Regions from separate parts of the Homo sapiens genome. Here region 1 is linked to region 2. Evidence: chromatin contacts called from ENCODE Hi-C or POLR2A ChIA-PET data. All regions are on one chromosome and are shown on one strand. Each heading gives the region's core, a stretch centred on a gene start or an enhancer-like site at or near the end of the contact. The rest is flanking DNA. Distances are from core to core; before and after follow the strand shown.

Evidence for each region. A loop is a pair of places that touch in the nucleus more often than their neighbours do. ChIA-PET counts read pairs that join two places held with the same protein, here RNA polymerase II (POLR2A).
Region 1: a loop to region 2 is called in a map of posterior cingulate gyrus, with 4 times the contacts of the local background. The contact joins the promoter of TRO here to the promoter of FGD1 in region 2. A Hi-C loop is called at or near these places in 1 of 168 maps with a recorded cell type or tissue (posterior cingulate gyrus). POLR2A ChIA-PET finds 5 or more read pairs at or near these places in 1 of 52 experiments (OCI-LY7).

What each region holds. Positions count from the first base shown.
Region 1 is chrX:54,917,739-54,922,073 of GRCh38, reverse strand. TRO (trophinin) reads right to left here and starts at 1,250. Exons shown (of 13, transcript NM_001039705.3): 1 at 1,196-1,250.
Region 2 is chrX:54,494,008-54,498,215 of GRCh38, reverse strand. FGD1 (FYVE, RhoGEF and PH domain containing 1) reads left to right here and starts at 1,982. Exons shown (of 18, transcript NM_004463.3): 1 at 1,982-3,090. The coding sequence starts at 2,784. RefSeq lists a silencer at 1,870-1,919.

The sequences.
Region 1 (4,335 bases), core at 1-2,500, 420 kb before region 2:
CCATCTGGTTTCCAAGGCCCAGCTCCTTTTGCCTCCGAGAGAGTCAGTTCTACGACCCCACCCCTTTACACGCCCCCTCCGCAACTCGATAGTGCGCATGCGCACCGACTAGAGGCGCCCCCACCCCCCATCTTAGGCCCACCTCTATCCCAAAAGAACCATTCTTCAATGCCCTCCGCGCGCATGCGCCTTGGTAAACCGGACAGTTTCTAACCAGCTCAATCCCACATCTGCCCCCTGCTCTCAGAGCAACAGAACATCTTGGCGCCACCCCGACCCACTCTTTCTAACTGCATCACATCTCGATCCAACCCTTCCCCCAACACTAGCCCCCTCCCTCCGCTCTGCAGTACCACTCCGCACCGCCCCTACCCCAACACCGCCCATCTCTCCTCTGCGGTACTGCCACGCACCGCCCCTTCCCAATACACCCCCCTCCCTCCGCTCTGCAGCATTTCTCTTCATCTTCCCTTCCTTTAATAAGCCCCCTCCCTCCGCTCTGCGGTACGTCTCTGCACCACCCCTTCCCCAACCAACACCACTCCCCCCTCTTTCCACGTCTGCAAGTGTGCAGCTCCGCCCTTTCTGCAACATGAATACCTCACCCCCAAATCCAACTGTATGAACCTTCTGTGTATTCCTGTTCTCAAACCCTACCAGGTCCTGTCTCTTCCCTTTCAAACCGGAACCAACCGGGTCATATCCCCTCCTTTCTCCTGTCTGAGTCTGGTCCTTTCCGTTGCTCAAAAGGGATGCTGCCCACTCTTATCTCTGGGTCCCGATCCCTCCATTCTGTGGCCCAAACGGGGTACTGCCCCCTTTCTCCAGCCTAAACGGAGTCCTGCCGTCTCCTATCTCCCTCCCGAACTGTGTGTATCCTCCTCCCCTCTTGCTACCGTCTGAAGGATTTCTCGATCCTTCCTTTCTGCGGTCCCAACTAGGTCTGCATCCCTCCCTTTCACGGCCCGAACCGAGTCCAGATCGTTACTTTCTGTGGCCCAAAGGGGATTCTGCCTCCTACTTCCTCCCGTGCGAACTGGGTCCAGGCACCGCTAAAGGCGACTTTGATGCGGTTAGGTCCCAAACCTCCAGCAGGTTTTCTTCAAACCTTAGGGGCGTGTGGAGTCAGGCACGTCGAAGCCGCAGCCAGGAAGCCCCCACAGGGTCTTCACTAAAGCCAGGTACCTCAGCTCACCTCGTCTTCTTGAATCCAGAAGGCGTCTGCTCTCTCCAAGCCTCTCCTTGTGTCTGAGCCTATCCCCCTCCCTGGCCGGAAGTGGTCCTGCCTCTTTCCGCCTCCAGAGGGGGGTCTCCGTTCCTGCCTGTCAGTCTCCTCCCCTCCATACCTACTTTCAACTTTCCATTCTCCTCAATGTAGCTCCCTTTTTCTTCTTACTACCCCTATTCAGTTATCACTCCCTCTTATTCTCCATTTGACTTCTCTATTCCCCACTCTGTATCTCCGTTCCTATTTGATTCTCCTGTTTCCCCTAGGAGGAATGTAGTTCTCTGAACTCCCACACCAACCCTTCCTACAGACCCTCTATCCCAACACTATTTACATAGTGTTGTTATACCTTGTGTCTATGTCTCTCTTCCCTAGAGCTGCTCTGGAGCAGGGGACTAGGTCATATTCATTTCTGTTTTTCAAGTGTTACCACATTAAAACATTTAGAGGTTCTAAACACTAAAAGATAGGGTGCCCGTCCATCTTATGCAATTCAGAATAAAAACAGTAATGTATAAAAATCTATGAAAAGTTTTTATTGATCCCACAATGACTATATTGATGTTTTAACAATATCAGTTTGTACTTAGACTGTCTCTTGTGACATGGTGCACTGTGCCCCCATGCAGAAAACAATTCATGACATTTATCTATTCCATCAATCATTCAAAAGAGAGCAAGGATAACTACACATATGTCAAATAAAATAGACTTAAAGTCAAAAACCATAAAAGATCTTAAAGGTCATTATATAATGATAATGAGATAAATTCATCGTGAATATCGAATAATTATAAACATATTTAATATATGCACCCAACATAGAAGCACCTAAATATATAAAACAAATATTAATAGATCTGAAGGGAGAAGTAGACTGCAATACAATAATGGTAGGAGACTTCAAGACCCCATCTTCAACAATTCACAGATCATCCAGACAGAAAATCGATAGGGAAACATTGAACTTGAAATACACTTTAGACAAAAAGGACCTACGGAATATTTTATCCAATAGAATATATAATATTCTCAAGCACACATAGAAAATTCTCCAGGATAGATCATAAGTTAGGCCAAAAACAAGTCTTTTTTATTTTATTTTATTATTATTCTACTTTAAGTTTTAGGGTACATGTGCACAATGTGCAGGTTAGTTACATATGTATACATGTGCCATGCTGGGGTGCTGCACCCATTAACTCGTCATTTAGCATTAGGTATATCTCCTAATGCTATCCCTCCCCCCTCCCCCCACCCCACAACAGTCCCCAGAGTGTGATGTTCCCCTTCCTGTGTCCATGTGTTCTCATTGTTCAATTCCCACCTATGAGTGAGAATATGCGGTGTTTGGTTTTTTGTCCTTGCAGTAGTTTACTGAGAATGATGATTTCCAATTTCATCCATGACCCTACAAAGGACATGAACTCATCATTTTTATGGCTGCATAGTATTCCATGGTGTATATGTGCCACATTTTCTTAATCCAGTCTATCGTTGTTGGACATTCGGGTTGGTTCCAAGTCTCTGCTATTGTGAATAATGCCGCAATAAACATATGTGTGCGTGTGTCTTTATAGCAGCATGATTTATAGTCCTTTGGGTGTATACCCAGTAATAGGATGCCTGGGTCAAATGGTATTTCTAGTTCTAGATCCCTGAGGAATCACCACACTGACTTCCACAATGGTTGAACTAGTTTCCAGTCCCACCAACAGTGTAAAAGTGTTCCTATTTCTCCACATCCTCTCCAGCACCTGTTGTTTCCTGACTTTTTAATGATTGCCACTCTAACTGGTGTGAGATGGTATCTCATTGTGGTTTTGATTTGCCTTTCTCTGACGGCCAGTGATGGTGAGCATTTTTTCATGTGTTTTTTGGCTGCATAAATGTCTTCTTTTGAGAAGTGTCTATTCATGTCCTTCACCTACTTTTTGATGGGGTTGTTTGTTTTTTTCTTGTCAATTTGTTTGAGTTCATTGTAGATTCTGGATGTTAGCCCTTTGTCTGATGAGTAGGTTGCAAAAATTTTCTCCCAGTCTGTAAGTTGCCTGTTCACTCTGATGGTAGTTTCTTTTGCTGTGCAGAAGCTCTTGAGTTAAATTAGATCCCACTTGTCAATTTTGGCTTTTGTTGCCATTGCTTTTGGTGTTTTAGACATGAAGTCCTTGCCCATGCCTATGTCCTGAATGGTAATGCCTAGGTTTTCTTCTAGGGTTTTTATGGTTTTAGGTCTAACGTTTAAGTCTTTCATCCATCTTGAATTAATTTTTGTATAAGGTGTAAGGAAGGGATCCAGTTTCAGCTTTCTACATATGGCTAGCCAGTTTTCCCAGCACCGTTTATTAAATAGGGAATCCTTTCCCCATTGCTTGTTTTTCTCAGGTTTGTCAAAGATCAGATAGTTGTAGATATGCGGCATTATTTCTGAGGGCTCTGTTCTGTTCCATTGATCTGTATCTCTGTTTTGGTACTAGTACCATGCTGTTTTGGTTACTCTAGCCTTGTAGTATAGTTTGAAGTCAGGTAGCGAGATGCCCCCAGCTTTGTTCTTTTGGCTTAGGATTGACTTGGTGATGCGGGCTCTTTTTTGGTTCCATATGAACTTTAAAGTAGTTTTTCCAATTCTGTGAAGAAAGTCATTGGTAGCTTGATGGGGATGACATTGAATCTATAAATTACCTTGGGCAGTATGGCCATTTTCACGATATTGATTCTTCCTAGCCATGAGCATGGAATGTTCTTCCATTTCTTTGTATCCTCTTTTATTTCATTGAGCAGTGGTTTGTAGTTCTCCTTGAAGAGGTCCTTCACATCCCTTGTAAGTTGGATTCCTAGGTATTTTATTCTCTTTGAAGCAATTGTGAATAGGAGTTCACTCATGATTTGGCTCTCTGTTTGTCTGTTATTGGTGTATAAGAATGCTTGTGATTTTTGTACATTGATTTTGTATCCTGAGACTTTGCTGAAGTTGCTTATCAGCTTAAGGAGATTTTGAGCTGAGACAATGGGGTTTTCTAGATATACAGTCATGTCATCTGCAAACAGGGACAATTTGACTTCCTCTTTTCCTAATTGAATACCCTTTATTTCCTTCTCCTGCCTAA
Region 2 (4,208 bases), core at 733-3,232:
GGTTGGAAGGAGGATGCCTTGAGTTGGGAAGAAGCTGAGGTTTTAGGTGTCTCTGGGATATTCAGGTAGAGCTGCCTAATAACCAGTTGAATGCATGGGTCAGGAGAAATATCTGGTTTTGAGGTATCAATTTGGGAGTCATCAGCAAAGATATGATCATTGAAGCCAGGGGAGCAAATGAGATAAAGAAAAGAGCGGCCTGTAATCCGAGGCTTCTCTTTCCTCAAGTGGATCACTTGAGGTCAGTAGTTGGAGACCTGCCTGGCCAATATGGCAAAACCCCGTCTCTACTAAAAATACAAAAATTATTCGGGCTTGGTGGTGCATGCCTGTAATGCCAGCTACTTGGGAGGCTGAGGCAGAAGAATAGCTTGAACCCGGTAGGCGGAAGTTGCAGTGAGCCTAGATCGCGCCACTGCACTCCAGCCTAGGCGACAGAGCAAGACTCTGTCTCAGAAAGAAAGAAAGAAAAAAAAATCACATGTAGAGAGAGGACAAGAGCGCTCAGGCCAAAGCCCTGAAGAGCACCAGCATAAAGCGTTGGACAAAGAGGAGCCTGGAAAGTAAAAAAAGAATTACTAAGGAAGTAGAAGAAAAACAAGGAAAGTGCAGTGTCATGGAAGTGGTTTAAGGAGGAGGGAGTGGTCAACAGTGCCAAATGCTATCAAGAAACCAAGTAGGATAACCTCTGAAAAGATTCTATGGGGGCTGGGCGCGGTGGCTGACGCCTGTAATCCCAGCACTTTGGGAGACAGAGGCCGGCGAATTACAAGGTTAGAAGTTCGAGACAAGCCTGGCCAGTATGGTGAAACCCCGTCTCTACTAAAAATACAAAAAAATAGCTGGGCGTAGCTACTCGGGAGGCTGAGGCAGAAGAATCGCTTGAACCCAGGAGGCGGAGATTGTAGTGAGCCGAGATCGTGCCGCTGCATTCCAGCCTGGGCGACAGAGTGAGACTCTTGTCTCAAAAAAAAAAAAAAAGAAAAGATTCTATGGGATTTAGTGAGATGTTTCATGGCAGACCCTGATGAGAGAGAGCAGTTTCAAGCAAGTAGTGGAGGCAGATTGGAGTGGGTTGAAAGATAAGTGGGAGGTGGGAAAATGAAGACAGTTGGGTGTAGGCAACTCTTTTGAGAAGTTTGTAGAAGAGAAGAGAAGGAGGTGGTTGGAGAGGCAGAATTCTTGGTAATTGTTTATTTGTTTTTAGATGGAAGAGGTCTATGTTTAGATGCTGTTGGGAAGGAGCAAGGACAAATTCCTAGGCTTCGTAGCAAAAAGTCAAGAGCTTCCTCTACGGTGGCTCTGTTTACTCTCTGCAGCAGGTCAGGTTATTTGCTGAGGGTTACAGGGCAGATGGAGCACTTGGGGTTTGAGGGGAAAGGAGAAGGTTTGAAATGGTCACTGTGGAGAACAGAGGGAGAGCTGACTAGTAGGGTTGTGGGTCAAAACTGAGGGCCTGGTAGAAGCTGGGAACCATGGGTTTATAGTGGCACAAATCTGTGAAGTTGAATAGTTTTCCCCAGCAATGTTTAGCTGCCTGGGCGCAGGCATGGAAAAGGCGGACAGTTGGACCGATTCAAGACTGGGATGTTGCCAGGCGGATGCGACAAATCAGGGAACTGAGGGTATTTAAGAAAGTGACTAAGTAAGGGACCAAGATATCTGGTCTGAGCAAAGTGAAGGAGAATCAGAGACAGGTCCTCTATGAGCCAAGCCCTAGGAACACTCAGGAACATGAAGAAAGGGTTTTGGAAAAGAGAGTGAACGGCAAGCAGAGGGGGGAAGACCTGAGATGGGATGGAAGGGCAGATATGGGGGGAGGGGGTTGAGCCCGGAGACTTGCCTGTGGGGAAAGCAGGCTGAGGGGGAATTTTTTAAGGGGCAGGAGGGCCTTGAGAGCGGTAGCAGCGAGAAGTGAGGCGGCCCCGAGCGAGGGGGCGTGGTCAGGCGCAAATCCCGGGCGAGGGGGCGGGGCCCCGGTAACTGGGTCCCAGTGCCGCTGTGGCTGCGGCTGCCTCTGCGAGGCTCCCGCCTCCCCACCCCCCTTCCCAGGGCTCCTTCCCGCCCGCCGCCGCCGAGACCCAGGCTGAAGCTGGGGAGGACGGTGGAGCCCGGCCCAGGCCGTTCTCCTGCCCCCGCGGCTGGAGCATCGTCTGGGACTACTGGCTGAAGGCGAGCCCCGCAGCCCAAGCGCAGCGCACACGCGCGCCCCCGGCCACCGCCGTTCTCTCTTCCCTCCCCTCCTCTCCCCTCCCCTCTCCTCCGCCCCCGGCCTCGGCTGCGGCGGGAGGAAGAACGCTTCCCAACCAGCCAGGAGAGCCCAGATCTATTCCCATTCGGGGAGAAAGAAGAGACCCCGCACTTGGATCCGACCGACTTCTCGCCCCGGGGCCACGGAAGTGGCTCGCCGTCCACCGGAGAGTCCCCGCCGAGCGTAGCCCTCCAACCCTCGCCCAACCGCAGCCGCATAGACAGCGCTCCCCAGCGGGCCCCCGGCCCCGCCGAGCCCACTCCCCGCGCGGGGCCGGGGCCGGGGCCGGCGATGCCTGGCACGGCAGCGGCGGTGGCCGCGGCTGCTGCTGCTGCTACTGCCACCGCTGCCACGGCTGCTGGCCCGGGCCCGGGCTGGGGGCTTGAGTCTCTGCAGTGGGGCTGAGCCCGCAGTCCCGCCCCCCGATCCTGAGGCCGCTGCTCCGCCGGGCGCCGGGCCTCCTCCGCCCGCGCCTCCGCCCCAGGAGCTGGAGCCAAGCGGGGAGCTCGGGCCCCGCGCCCAGGCCCGGACCATGCATGGCCACCGAGCCCCGGGGGGCGCCGGGCCTTCGGAGCCCGAACACCCGGCCACGAACCCGCCGGGCGCCGCTCCGCCGGCCTGTGCCGACTCGGACCCTGGAGCCTCGGAACCCGGACTGCTGGCGCGCAGGGGCTCAGGTTCGGCTCTTGGCGGCCCACTGGATCCCCAGTTTGTCGGACCCTCGGACACCAGCCTGGGCGCTGCTCCAGGCCACCGGGTCTTGCCCTGCGGTCCCAGTCCACAGCACCACCGGGCCCTGCGCTTCTCTTACCACCTGGAGGGCTCGCAGCCTCGGCCTGGTGAGTGAGCGACTGAGAGAGCATGGGAGCCCGGGCCACGGGCCTGGTACTGGGAGCGGGTTCTTGTTCTCGAGCCCTCTAAGCCCCACCTCGGAACAGGCTCGCTTACCTCGGCCCTTTGGGTTCCCTCAAACCCCTCCTCCTCCCCACGTCCCTTGGCCTTATGTCCAGTCCTTTCAACCTCTGTCCCCATCTCCTCTCTCTGTCCCTTGTGCCCCTCAACCTCTCCAACCCCCTTCTCCTCTGTCTGCTGAGGCTAATGGGAGAGGGAGCACTCGCGAGAAAAAGAGGGAGGATTGCAAGGCAGCAATCCTTGGATATTTGGTTGGGGAAACCAGGGTTTCGTTTGGAGAACAGAAGAAAAAAAGGAGCCTTACATTTGCCAAGCGCCTACATTGTACCAGGCACTGGACTGGGTGCTTTACATGGATTTTCATTTCAGCTTCAGGAACCCTCATGAAGTAGATACCATTAGTCCCATTTTGTAGGGAAGGAAACTGAAGCTCAGAGAAGTTAAGCAACTTGCCCAAGGTCACACAGCTAGTATGGAGCCACGATTCAAACCAGATCTGTTTGTGTCCAAAGTCTGTGGTCTTTCTGCTTCCCCAAACTGAGGCTGGAGACCATGAAAGTAATGCCAAGCCTTCTGCTTATGTGATTTTCTCCTGTACTATTCAGCAGCCCTGGAGTATGAGCGGAAAAAAAAAAAAAAAAAAAAAAAAAGAAAGACGGTGGATTGATCCAAGGTTGAGATTTTGCCAGGTGTGTGTGGCGGGAGAACAAGGGAAGGAAGGAGTAGAAGGTGCTGAGAGAGAAAGGTGGAAGAGGTGGGCCTTGGGAGTCAGGCTAGAGGAGAAGGCTGGAGGGGCTGATAGGTAGGGAGACAGCAGAAAAGCCAACAGAGGCAGAAGCCAGTTGTAGCAGGAGCTGGAGAGCTGCAGGTCCACGAGGTTGGTTGTGATGTGAAATCAGGATGGTTTCTTGGATTTGAAAAGGTGGAGCAGCTTTAAGTCAGGCTGAGGCCACAGACCACTGCCTTTGTGCTACACAGACCTGAGTGTCTGAGGAGCACAGCAGGACCTTCCCCATCTGGGGACATTCTCATACGGGCCTGAGCC